Regions from separate parts of the Mus musculus genome. Here region 2 is linked to region 1. A link is a loop called in an ENCODE intact Hi-C map of the cell type or tissue named here. Cell type or tissue: heart. All regions are shown on one strand. Each heading gives the region's core, and the rest is flanking DNA. Links, peaks and the distances in the headings are about the cores only.

The links. A loop is a pair of places that touch in the nucleus more often than their neighbours do. Peaks named below come from ENCODE experiments on the same cell type or tissue, not always from the same donor. Only the 100,000 strongest peaks of a DNase experiment are listed, where the experiment ranks them.
Region 2: a loop joins it to region 1, with 7 times the contacts of the local background. A loop is called at or near these places in 1 of 42 quality-filtered maps.

The regions. Positions count from the first base shown.
Region 1 is chr10:62,648,835-62,654,210 of GRCm38, forward strand. It overlaps Ddx50 (DExD box helicase 50), which reads right to left and starts at 2,384. Exons shown (of 15, transcript NM_053183.3): 1 at 2,191-2,384. The coding sequence starts at 2,277. In heart, for the core only: no CTCF peak of the experiment used is centred there; a DNase peak (open chromatin) is centred at 2,507; H3K4me3 peaks cover 3,080 bases; H3K27ac peaks cover 2,151 bases.
Region 2 is chr10:63,241,641-63,247,016 of GRCm38, forward strand. It overlaps Herc4 (hect domain and RLD 4), which reads left to right and starts at 2,157. Exons shown (of 25, transcript NM_026101.4): 1 at 2,157-2,523; 2 at 3,778-3,808; 3 at 4,182-4,485. The coding sequence starts at 4,260. It overlaps 1700120B22Rik (RIKEN cDNA 1700120B22 gene), which reads right to left and starts at 2,513. Exons shown (of 2, transcript NR_166111.1): 1 at 2,247-2,513; 2 at 591-1,624. In heart, for the core only: a CTCF peak has its summit at 3,318 (motif pointing right); a DNase peak (open chromatin) is centred at 2,171; H3K4me3 peaks cover 2,563 bases; H3K27ac peaks cover 2,426 bases.

The DNA.
Region 1 (5,376 bases), core at 212-5,211:
AGTAGTAAGTCCTATAGAAAAACAAGCTCACAGTCAGGCATGCAGTTTGGATTGCTTCAGGGCCCTGCACTTTAGGGAGAAGATAGAGCAAGCATGTCAGTGTAACACGTCTATGTCCAAACCCTGTAACATCCTAGAGTGCTAAGTACTAACATTACTCCCTCTGGAGCTCAAGCCCAACAGCCTCCTGTTTGCTGAGCTCTGTTCATCTCCTTATCTCTTAGCTCTCAACCTTCTTTAGTGTTTCCTTCTCCTTACCCTTCCGTGGAAGCTCAAGTCTGTGTCAACACACACTTCCAGACTCTCTTGGCTACTTTCATTCCTTTTCTAAGAACACAAATTCCCTATCTCAATATATCCAAACTAGAATTATTTTCATTGAATGCCAGACTTAGCCTAATATTCTATTTCTGCTATTTGGTATTCCATTCCATTTCCAAATGTCTACTTCTTTTTCATGAAGGGCAATCAATAAGTATATTATTTCTGGAGAATTTACAATATGAAAGCTACCAATATATAAAAACATAGTGAAATGTAAGGATGCACAAAGATATAATAACTTTCCTCAAGAATCTTTGGAAACTATTTCAAGATTTTATATATATATATATATATATATATATATATATATATATATATATATATATATATATATAAGCTAACTTTACAAGGAGCACATAAAACTGCCAATCACAAGATAACAGTAGAACAAGCCTTCGAAGGCAAATGAGGTAATGTTTTTATCTCATACTATACAAGTATGGTTAGAAAGAAACATTACCTAGACCATGTCAGAAGCAGGATTTAGGTATGCAAGGTTATTCAAGACAAACTAAATTAAATATAAAACTAAAATAACGGCTTGAGGTTACATTTATAGTCTACCCTAGAAGCCTACAGTAGTAAAATTCAAAGGGGCAAAGAGCTTTGGCTTGGGAAGATGAAAAGGTTCTAGAGATCACGGTGGTCGTGACAGCACAATTCTATTATAATGACATCAAGTCACACGCTTAAAATGGTATAAAAAAAATAAACCTTGAGCCATGGTCGAATTTAAACCCCAGCACTGAAAAATGGAACTCTCAAATGTAAATTCCAAATTTAGTACGTTCTACAAAAACAGAAAAACGAGAGTTGGGAATAGAGCTCAACGCTGGGCATTTGTCGGGCATAGTGGTGGCCTCACTTCAATGCCCACTGGGAAGGTGACATAAAAGGGTGGCTAGAATTTAAAATTTACCTTCGTGGTAGGTCCTAGGGGGTGTTTCCTCATCTCTAGCACTCTACAGAGTAAATATTTTATCAAGTGTCATCTTTCCCACAGTCATTTTCATCCTCATTCAGCTTTCTTTCTCCAGGTCAAATGTCTCCAGTAAAAATTTTACCTCTGCATTTTTTCTTAACACCATAAGATCCTCTATTTTTCGGGTTCTTTCTTTCTTTCTTTCTTTCTTTCTTTCTTTCTTTCTTTCTTAATGTCTTGGACGGAGGTGGGGATAGAACCTCTACAGGCTCCTGGTGGGCAGGGACTATTCTGCATACTTAATTAGTTTTATCTCCTCGGTCCTCAGCTAAGAGTCTGGCACGATTAGCCTCAATAAAAACCACAGTGGATTGAAAATACTGACAGTAAGGGCTATTCGTAATACAACCCCCACGAACTCCATCACAGCCAACCCCTGGCAAGCCTGGCTTTGACACTGTTCCTTAAGCCTCTATTACCCAATCATGGAGGATTGTAACCCCCTAGGATAGCTTTTCCCGAGACTGCTGCAGACACGACACCGCGACCGGGAGGCAACACATAGGCAAAGCCATCATCATCTCTGTCTCAACTCTTCGAAGGCCCCGGAAAACCAAATGAAGGGACTCGCCGCCTAAGAAAGGGAACACGAGCAGATTCCACGGCGATGGGAGCTCAAGTCTGCCCATCTCTCGGGAGAGATCCGGGCGCAGAGGCCGACGTGGGGCTGAAGTACCACGGAAGCCGGGCCGTTCTCCTCCAGGTCCGGGAGTGCGGCGATGGGGAATGGTCCCTGGGACCTCGGAGGGCTGAGCTCGGCGAAGGGGAAGCTGTCCCTCGGAAACTCGCCCCCGGTCCTGACAGGTCTTTCCCCTTCCTAGACAGCTCCCCTCCCCGCCCAGGCCAGCGCAGCCCGAGGGAGGCGCGGCCCAGCCGCAGCACACCTTTTGCCGCTCCTTCCTCTGGCTCTCGGACTCTTCCAAGGGTGCCTCGAGCTCCATTATGTCTCCCCAGAGGAGTTTCCCGGGCATTACTGGCCGTCGCAACCTCCCGCCCGGCTGCGGTGGCCGCGACCACCTACGGCCACCGAGAGCGTGAAAGGAAGCGGGGGCTGGGCGGCCCCGCCGGCCAGGACCGTGCGTCACTTCCGGGCCACGCACCTCGCGGCGGGAGCAAAGCAAGCCGGAACTCTACAGGAGGAAACTCTCCCAGAGAGTCGCAGCCTCCCTCGGCCAATGAAAACCTGAGTGGCCCCGATGGGCCCGCCCACGGTCTGAAGTGACAGGCTTCTCCAGAGCACGGGCCAATCTCCAGGAAGGACGCTCGCCTCCCCTGGCGCGGCACGCAGAATTCCAAGTGTTCCCCTCCCCCCGCTCGGAACGCCTCCCTTCCCAGCATGCCCTGCAACGCTCGCGCAGCCCCCTCGCAGGCGGCGGGGAGCGAGGGGCTGACGCGCGACGCAGCGGCTCGTGGGCAAGCACGAGCTGAGGCCGGCGGGAGCGCCACGCGCCGTACAGCCATTCGCCGCCGGAAACTGCAGCCCTCCGCCCCGCCCCCGCCCCGCCCCGCCCCCCGCAGTGGGTGGAGCGTTAGCCTGTAACGGTACCTGGGCATTGACGTCGAGGCTTCCCGGGGTCAGCAGAATCTGCAGGGGTCTGAAGCCGAGGGGCCGCCTCAAGGATATTAGCTCCTTATGCAGGCGTTAAGTTATGGCTTCACTTTTAGTTCTCACGTATCCCAGAAGAAACCAAACCCACCCGAGAAGCGAATTTATTTGTCCAAACTCAGTAGCGCTTGTAAGACTTGAAAAGTGATCGGAATCCGCGATGGGCACAGCGCTCTCACAGCTGTAATTTCCCAGAGTTGCAAGGCGAATGCTCGCTCCTATGAAACAGAATAGGGAAAAATCTAAAGGATAAGAAAAGCAAGTCCAATGTGTCTGACAGATGACCTGCTTGTAATACGTACATTTAATCTTAAGGTTCAGGATTAACTGCCTCTGAGGTACAAATTTATATGAAAGATATCAGTGTCAGCGAATTGACTTCTTGGTCTTTATGTATATTCACAAAGATTGGGCTCGATCCCCTGTACCTCACAGACCAGGCAAGCCTACTACCAATTGAACAACAATCCCAGTCCTCAAACCTTGTTTATCATGTTCTCTTTATTCAGTCAATCAGCTATTACATTCCTGAGGGAAGATGACACCAAACCTAGATGTAGGTACAGGGCATTCTTGCAAACTACATAATGTCTAGTGTAGCAGTCTTGTAATCTGAGCCTCAAACACAGGCCTTAAAAAAATTACAGCTACACGTCCTGAGTTCTATGATTAGACTTAAATAACCGGGACCACAATATTTTAAATTTGTGATAGCTTCCAGAATTCTATGAAAATAAGGACTGGCTTAACATCAATGACTTTGTCTGAATGTAGTCTTATGGATTCAGTTTTATAACACCAGGTGTGTTCAAGGAATGATGGTGAAAAAGGCTTTTCCCACAAGTTGGATGAATAGTTATGGGTCTCTACATCTAAATCTTTACAAATCTAAATCTCAATAGCTTTTCTAAATTCTTTTTCCTCTTAGCTACACCCAGTTCTACAGCAATACACTATGCCCCTACAACGGAATATGCTATGCATAGGAACAGTTAATAAGGTGAAGAATGCCACACACATGGGTATAAAGGGAGCAGATGCTGTCTTGTGGCTGAAAATCACTCAAATGAAGTGCATTTTTACCTTCTTAGGATCCTATTTTTGGCATTTTTTTTCTCATACCAAACCTCACAGCAAACCTGAAAAGGACTAGATTCTATTAGTCATTCAAGTGACTGCTTCCCAAATTGTGACACCTTCGGCGCCAACAAATGTGGCCTTTCTAAGTCCTAATGGCCTGAACTAATTCTCTTATCAAGTGGGGAAGGAGATTGGAGATCTACACATGAGTAACTTGCCCAAGGAGTGAAGGACTTGGTCGATATTAGCTTAATTGATCAGGAAACATGGGAACAGGAACTATAATTTTAATTTAAAACTCAAAAGATTTATGTCTGATCGTGAGATTTGGAACCAAGGGGAATTAAAACAACATATCATTTATTTTTCTCACTGCTGGGACAAAATACCTGAGAAGAGACTTAAGCGTTTTATTTTGGGTCATTTTGGCTTATAGCTGGAGGCTAGAGTCCATCGGGGTAGGCAAGATGTGGCAATAGGCGTACAAGGCAGCTGGTCATATTTCATCTGCTAGAAAAAGAAAAATGAACAATGGTGCTCACCTACCCTCTTTTATTTAGTCTGGCGGTTGGGGTTGGTCTTCCCACTTGAATTAACCAGATAAAGGTGCTCCCTCACAGACTGCCAGAGGCTTTCTTCTCAGATGATTCTAGATCAGGTCCAGTTGGCCACCATCATGGACATTGATTCAAAATATAATCGCCAATATAATCGCCAATATAATCACCAATTCATGGGATCAAGTGAACACCCTGCTCCAGCCTCCCTAGTACCTGTAACTACAAGCACAGACCATGGTGCCTAGTTTCAAATACAACAATCAGAACATCTTTCTTTCCCAAATATTTACTTAGTTTAGAGTTTTACCATCTTAGCCCTAGCTGACCTGGAACTTGCTATGTAGAAGCCAACTGGCTTCCAACTCACAGAGCTGTGTGTCTGCCACCCTGGTGCTAGGAGAGAAGTTAAGGCAAGAGCCACAACGTCTAGTTTTATGTTTGTTTGACAGTATTTTGTTAGTAGAAGTTCTCTTTCCACAATGTGTTTCCTGAGGATCAAAGTCATGTTCAGGCTCAGTGGTAGAAGCCTTTACCAGTGTAGCTATCTTACCAACCCTATTTTCCAAATATCTTAAAAGAGTTCCTGATAATACCCTGAAAAGTTAGGTGGTGTATTCTTTTTCCTGGTATTCTCTTAAACAAAGGTTCTATGTTTAAAATCCCCCTTGCCAGCCAGGCAGTGGTGGCGCACGCCTTTAACCCCAGCACTTGGGAGGCAGAGGCAGGCAGATTTCTGAGTTCGAGGCCAGCCTGGTCTACAAGAGTGAGTTCCAGGACAGCCAGGGCTACACAGAGAAACCCTGTCTCAAACACCCCCCCCCCAA
Region 2 (5,376 bases), core at 194-5,193, 590 kb after region 1:
CCTTAAAACCAGAGGGAATCAGCCCGTGGCCGCCTTTTAGACTCTGACTGCTAAAATGGAAGACAACAATTTTCTATTGTTTTAAGAGACTTGATTTGGGGTAATTTGTTGTAGTCCAGGAAATTAATTTACATAGAACAATCAGTAACTGTTAGCATTCTGTCTAAACTCCACCCCACAGCTACCTGGCAATAGCCATACATGCTCCTCCCCACAGTTAACCTGGCAATAGCCAGGTAGGCCTGACCCACTATAAAAGAGGCTGTTTGCCCCCTGTGCTCTCTCTGGCCTCTCTCTCTTGCCCTCTTTCTCCCTCCCTCTCCCCATTCCCTTCCTTTCTCTCTCCACACAGTTATGGCTGGCCTCTTCCTCCCTCTCTCTCTCTCTCTCTCTCTCTCTCTCTCTCTCTCTCTCTCTCCTTTCTCTGCCTCTACAACCCTCTAACTCCCCTCCCCATGCCCTGAATAAGCTCTATTCTATACTCTACCCTTGTGCGGCTGGTCTCTCAGGGGAAAGGGATGCCTTGGCATGGGCCTGCTGAGGTACCCCCTCCCCCACACCTCACCTCACCCCCATTGAACATATATTAATACTTCTTTATCTTTTAATAAACACATCAGTAACCATCTCCTAATCTGAAACATACTTTTAAATAAAAACAACCAACCTGTGTACTGTGGTTGACTACACAGATTGTTAACATTCATTCAAAAATACCAGGCTCAGCCCGGTGTGGTGGCGCACGCCTTTAATCCCAGCACTTGGGAGGCAGAGGCAGGCGGATTTCTGAGTTCGAGGCCAGCCTGGTCTGCAAAATGAGTTCCAGGACAGCCAGAGCTATACAGAAAAACCCTGTCTCGAAAAACCACAAACAAACAAACAAACAAACCCAAAACAAACAAACAAACAACCAGGCTCTAGTATGGTTGGTATAAGCCAGGTGCTATGGCCTACACCTGCAATCTTAACCATTCTGAAGGGAGGGTCCACAAGTTTGAAGACAGCCAAACTTAGCTTTAGTGCCATGCTTAGCTGGCTAAAGCACCCAGTAAAGCCATAACGCTGTGTAAAACTAACTACTATACAGTTTCAAAACTGCGTTTCAAGGTCTCTTTTTTTTAAAATGAGGCTGTCATTTTATTTACACCTATCCTCTGCTGGAAAGGTCTTGAGCTTCCTTCACTCTAAGCTAGCAGTACAGTTGTTTAGCATGGGACTACCCCCCGCCCCTCCCCACTTCTTCACGATTGACACACACTCAGAGATTGATAGCTACGGAGTTTCCTCCTAAGGATAAAGAGAGCATGGAACCTCTGTTTAAAAGGTTAAAATGTCAGCAAGCTACTCCATGCTCTTGGTCTTGGCGGCTTACCGAGCAAATCTTTTTCTTGTTCCAACAAATTGTCCTCCATTCATTCACTGGGTCCTTTTTTGAGACCACAACACACACAGATTTAGTATCAAGATGATGTTAAAATTGGCCTGTGAAATCTGGATTTCGTTTTCATGAAGCAGGAACTGTAGCTGTAAGCCCTGTTTTTCTCTGAGTGAAAGAGTTTGGGTAATTTAACCTCGTATCTTCCAAGAAGTTAGCTGAAAACGTGAGCCAACACTGTTCCGGAACCTGAAGCAAAGATGTTGACATTCAGTAAGATTAGACTAAGCCATTGCTCCATTGCTAGCAATATATCTTACATGTTCAAATTAGGTTCAGATGAGTTTAAGGGTTTAAAATGAGTCATCATCGGCTTTTCTAACCGTATTTGTGATGGTTTCGTCTGCTACTTCAAAACCAAAATTAGGAAAGGTAGAATAAAATTATGAAAAGGCTAAAACCCTCCAAGCAGAAAGACAAACCAAAATGAAATTTTCACTTGTCAACGCCGAAGCATTGTTAAAAACACACGGACAAGAACAAAAAAAAAAAAGAAGAAGAAGAAGAAGAGGAAGAAAGAAAATACATTTGACAGCTTCTAGCCCTAGCCGGCTGCATTAGCGTCTTAGAGCAGGGAACCGCAACACTGCGCAGGCTCCTGGATCAGACGAACCCTGGGAGGTCTCCCGCGCAGGCGCACGAATGGGGAAGTGGGCGGGGTCGCGCATGCTCCCCGGCTCACTTCCGGCCAGCCCCTCCCCTCCCCCCTCCCCCGCGAAACCACCGCCCCTCTCCCTTGTCGCCTGGCTCTCCCTCGTCGCCAGCCTCTCCCTCAGCTCTCTCCACCCCTCGTGGTCTCCGCCCTGCTCACCGCCAGCCCTTCCCCTCCCGCTCCATCCGGGTCGCTGACGGCTTGTCTCTCGGTCCGGAGAGTGCTGGCGGCAGCGTTTCTCGGAGGAGCCTGGGAAAGTTTCACGGGCGAGCCGGGCAGCAGAGGCAGCGGAGCTGCGGTCGGGGACGTCGGAGGAGCCGTGGTAATCGCCGCGGCCGGCTGAAGGAGGAAGGTCTTGGGAGCTGGAGAGCCGCCCAGAGGTCCAGGGAGCGTCCGTCCTCCATCGCTTAGGGCTCTCCCTGCCCTGAGAGACCCGGTGAGTCGTTGCCCCCCGTGGGTTCGGGGTAGTGTGACGGAGGCGAGCTCCGCTGGGGCCTTGGGGAAGGGCGCCAGCGTCCTCAACGTTTTCCGGGGCCGGAGTGGTGCACCGCCCTCGGGGAAAGGGTCTCCCTGGGGCCGAGGCCGTGGGGCTGAGCCCGGTGGGGTGAACCCTCTCCCCGGCTCGCCCATAGGTAGCTGCGGGAGTTTGGCTGGCCGGCCCGTGAGGCTGGGTGTGTGCAGACCATTCCTCTGCCCCGGGCCGCGGGAGCTGATCGTGAGGTGCATGGTCAGAGAAAGAGGAAACCAAACTGCCTTGCGTTCTCCTACCTGTTGCTGGCGAGAGAACGTCTTTCCCATACTGGTTCTGACTTTTTGGAGGAAAAAAAAAAGGGTACCCAAACGAAGCGCATTGAAATCGGAGCTATGTTCCTGTCTGATGCTAGCCTTGAAAACACAGAGAGAGAGATAGGGAAAGACAATGCAGAACTCTCTGGAACTTTCGAGTTTTGGTGTCCCAAACTTTTTCTGATAGGAGTGGAGTGAGACAGCTTCGGCACTTTCTAAATAAACATAAATGCAAGAAAATTATGTTTTGAAACCTCAGATTCAGCGAAAGGAATTTAGGTGATTTTGGACAGCAAGGATAAGACTGACTTCTATTAATGCTTCTTAATGCACCATGCTTTTTAAAGAAATGTAAAGGGTTTTTTTTTTTTTTTTAATGTTAATGGAGGATTCCCTCACTTGTTTGTGCACCATGCGTGCCCGTAGTGCAGGAAGCCAGTAGAGGGCGTAGGATTGATTCCCTGGGAGGAGTTACACACAGAGAGCAGCCATGTGGGTGCTGGGAATTGAATCAGGATCCTTTAAAAGAGACATCTCTCAGCCCCTTAATGTATGTCTTTCAAGCGCAGAAGTTATATAGATTTTCCTATCAAAAGTTAACCCTGCCTCCAACCTGGTCTTGTTTGGAAAAAAAACTCAGCAGTCCTGTGATTGTTTTTCATCTTTAAGTAATTTTCCTAGAGGTATGTATTATAATCACATTGATTTGGTTTTAAAATTAAATTAGTAGAGTGAGTTCTCGACCTTAGCATTTTGACTTATAAAATGGAGTCGATTGTTTGAAATTACGACTTGATAATTTCTAATTTTGTACATAGCTTATTAGTACAAATAATGAGAATAGTCTACTTTAAATTGTTATTTTTTTTCTAAAGTTCCATTATTGTTTTTATTTATGTTACAGATAAGAACTTCCATTTTCTGTTGATGTGGAGGTAGGTATCAGATTGTTCTGTGGGGGACTGGAAGATTATGTTTCTGCAGTTGGCTGGATACTTGCTTGTTTGGGCATTGGACACATGCCTTATTTACTGTTCTCATTAAATGTATGTAAACACGAAAACCTAATTTCATTAGAGTACTTATATAGCAGAGTTAAAGCCAGTTACTGTTTTAAGTTTTGCAAAGAATAGTAGAAGGTGATGTCATTTCCTAAACATTTGTATATGGCCCTTTAAAACTGAGAGAACTGACTGTCACCCCAAGCATATTATAAGTATTAAACAAGTGCAGTCCTCATTTTAGCTTAACACTCGATGAGAGAGCAGCTTGCTTTGAGGTCTTACTAACTTTTGTTTTTCTCCTCAGACATAGGGTACCTCCCAGTTTCCAGTGTTTCAGAAGGGACTTTTGTATTGAAACTGGAAGACCAAGGTCATTCCAAGCATGTTGTGCTGGGGCAATGCATCCTATGGACAACTAGGTTTGGGAGGAATTGATGAAGAAATTGTACTAGAGCCCAGGAGAAGTGACTTTTTCGTGAACAAAAAGGTCCGAGATGTAGGCTGTGGACTCAGGCACACTGTGTTTGTCCTGGATGATGGGACTGTGTACACATGTGGATGTAATGATCTAGGACAGCTAGGTCATGAAAAGTCCAGAAAGAAACCAGGTACGGGACATTTCTCTATTTCTAATAATTGATCATTTATTTCACTCTTGAAATGGTGTTTTGTATGACCTCTGTAAATCCTAAACTTACAGGCTTTTTCAAGATTTAAAAGCAAAGTAAAAGTGAAACATACTCTTGACCTTCCTGTGCTGCTTAAGAAGTACATTGTGTGTGTGTGTGTGTGTGTGTGTGTGTGTGGTGTGGGGGGGGGTGTGGGTGTGGGTGGGTGGGTGGGTGGGTGTGGGTGGGTGGGTGTGTGTGTGTGGTTGTTTGTTTGTTTTTATTTATTACTACTACTAGTGGTTGAAAACAGTAACAAAAAACCCTAGACTTCAGTGTTTGTTTTCTTTTATATAGACTATAAAGTTATCAAAATCTTTAATAAGTTCAGCTACCTTGAACAGATTTTGAATTCCTAATTTGTTCTCTGTGATGATTCTGTACTCATGGGGGGATGGTAAAAGCTTTTTATTTTCATTTACTTGTGTAAATTATAATTCTTCCATTTTATTCCCCATTTTACTTTAGGTATGTAATGTTTTGTTGCTTAGTTAGAAGTACTGTTTAATCCCCTAGTTGCTGCTTCCACGTTTTCAGTGCTAGCTTTTAAAGGGTTGTGAATGCCAGGTCTGACTATGGAGAGAGATCTAAGCACAATGTAAAATAATTTATCAGGTAATAAGCATTGGAAACATTTGGTCAGATTTCATGGTGTTTTTCTGGATGTTGTATTTAAAATTGGGTAGTAACACATTTGAGGTGGAATTATTAGATATTTTGCTCTCAGTTGTGATAACCCAAAGCTCCTACAGGAAGGCAGTAAATTCAGAGGAGAAAGCTGCCGTGCTGTTTGTCACAGTAACACACTTAGGCGTTCCCTGTGGTAATCCT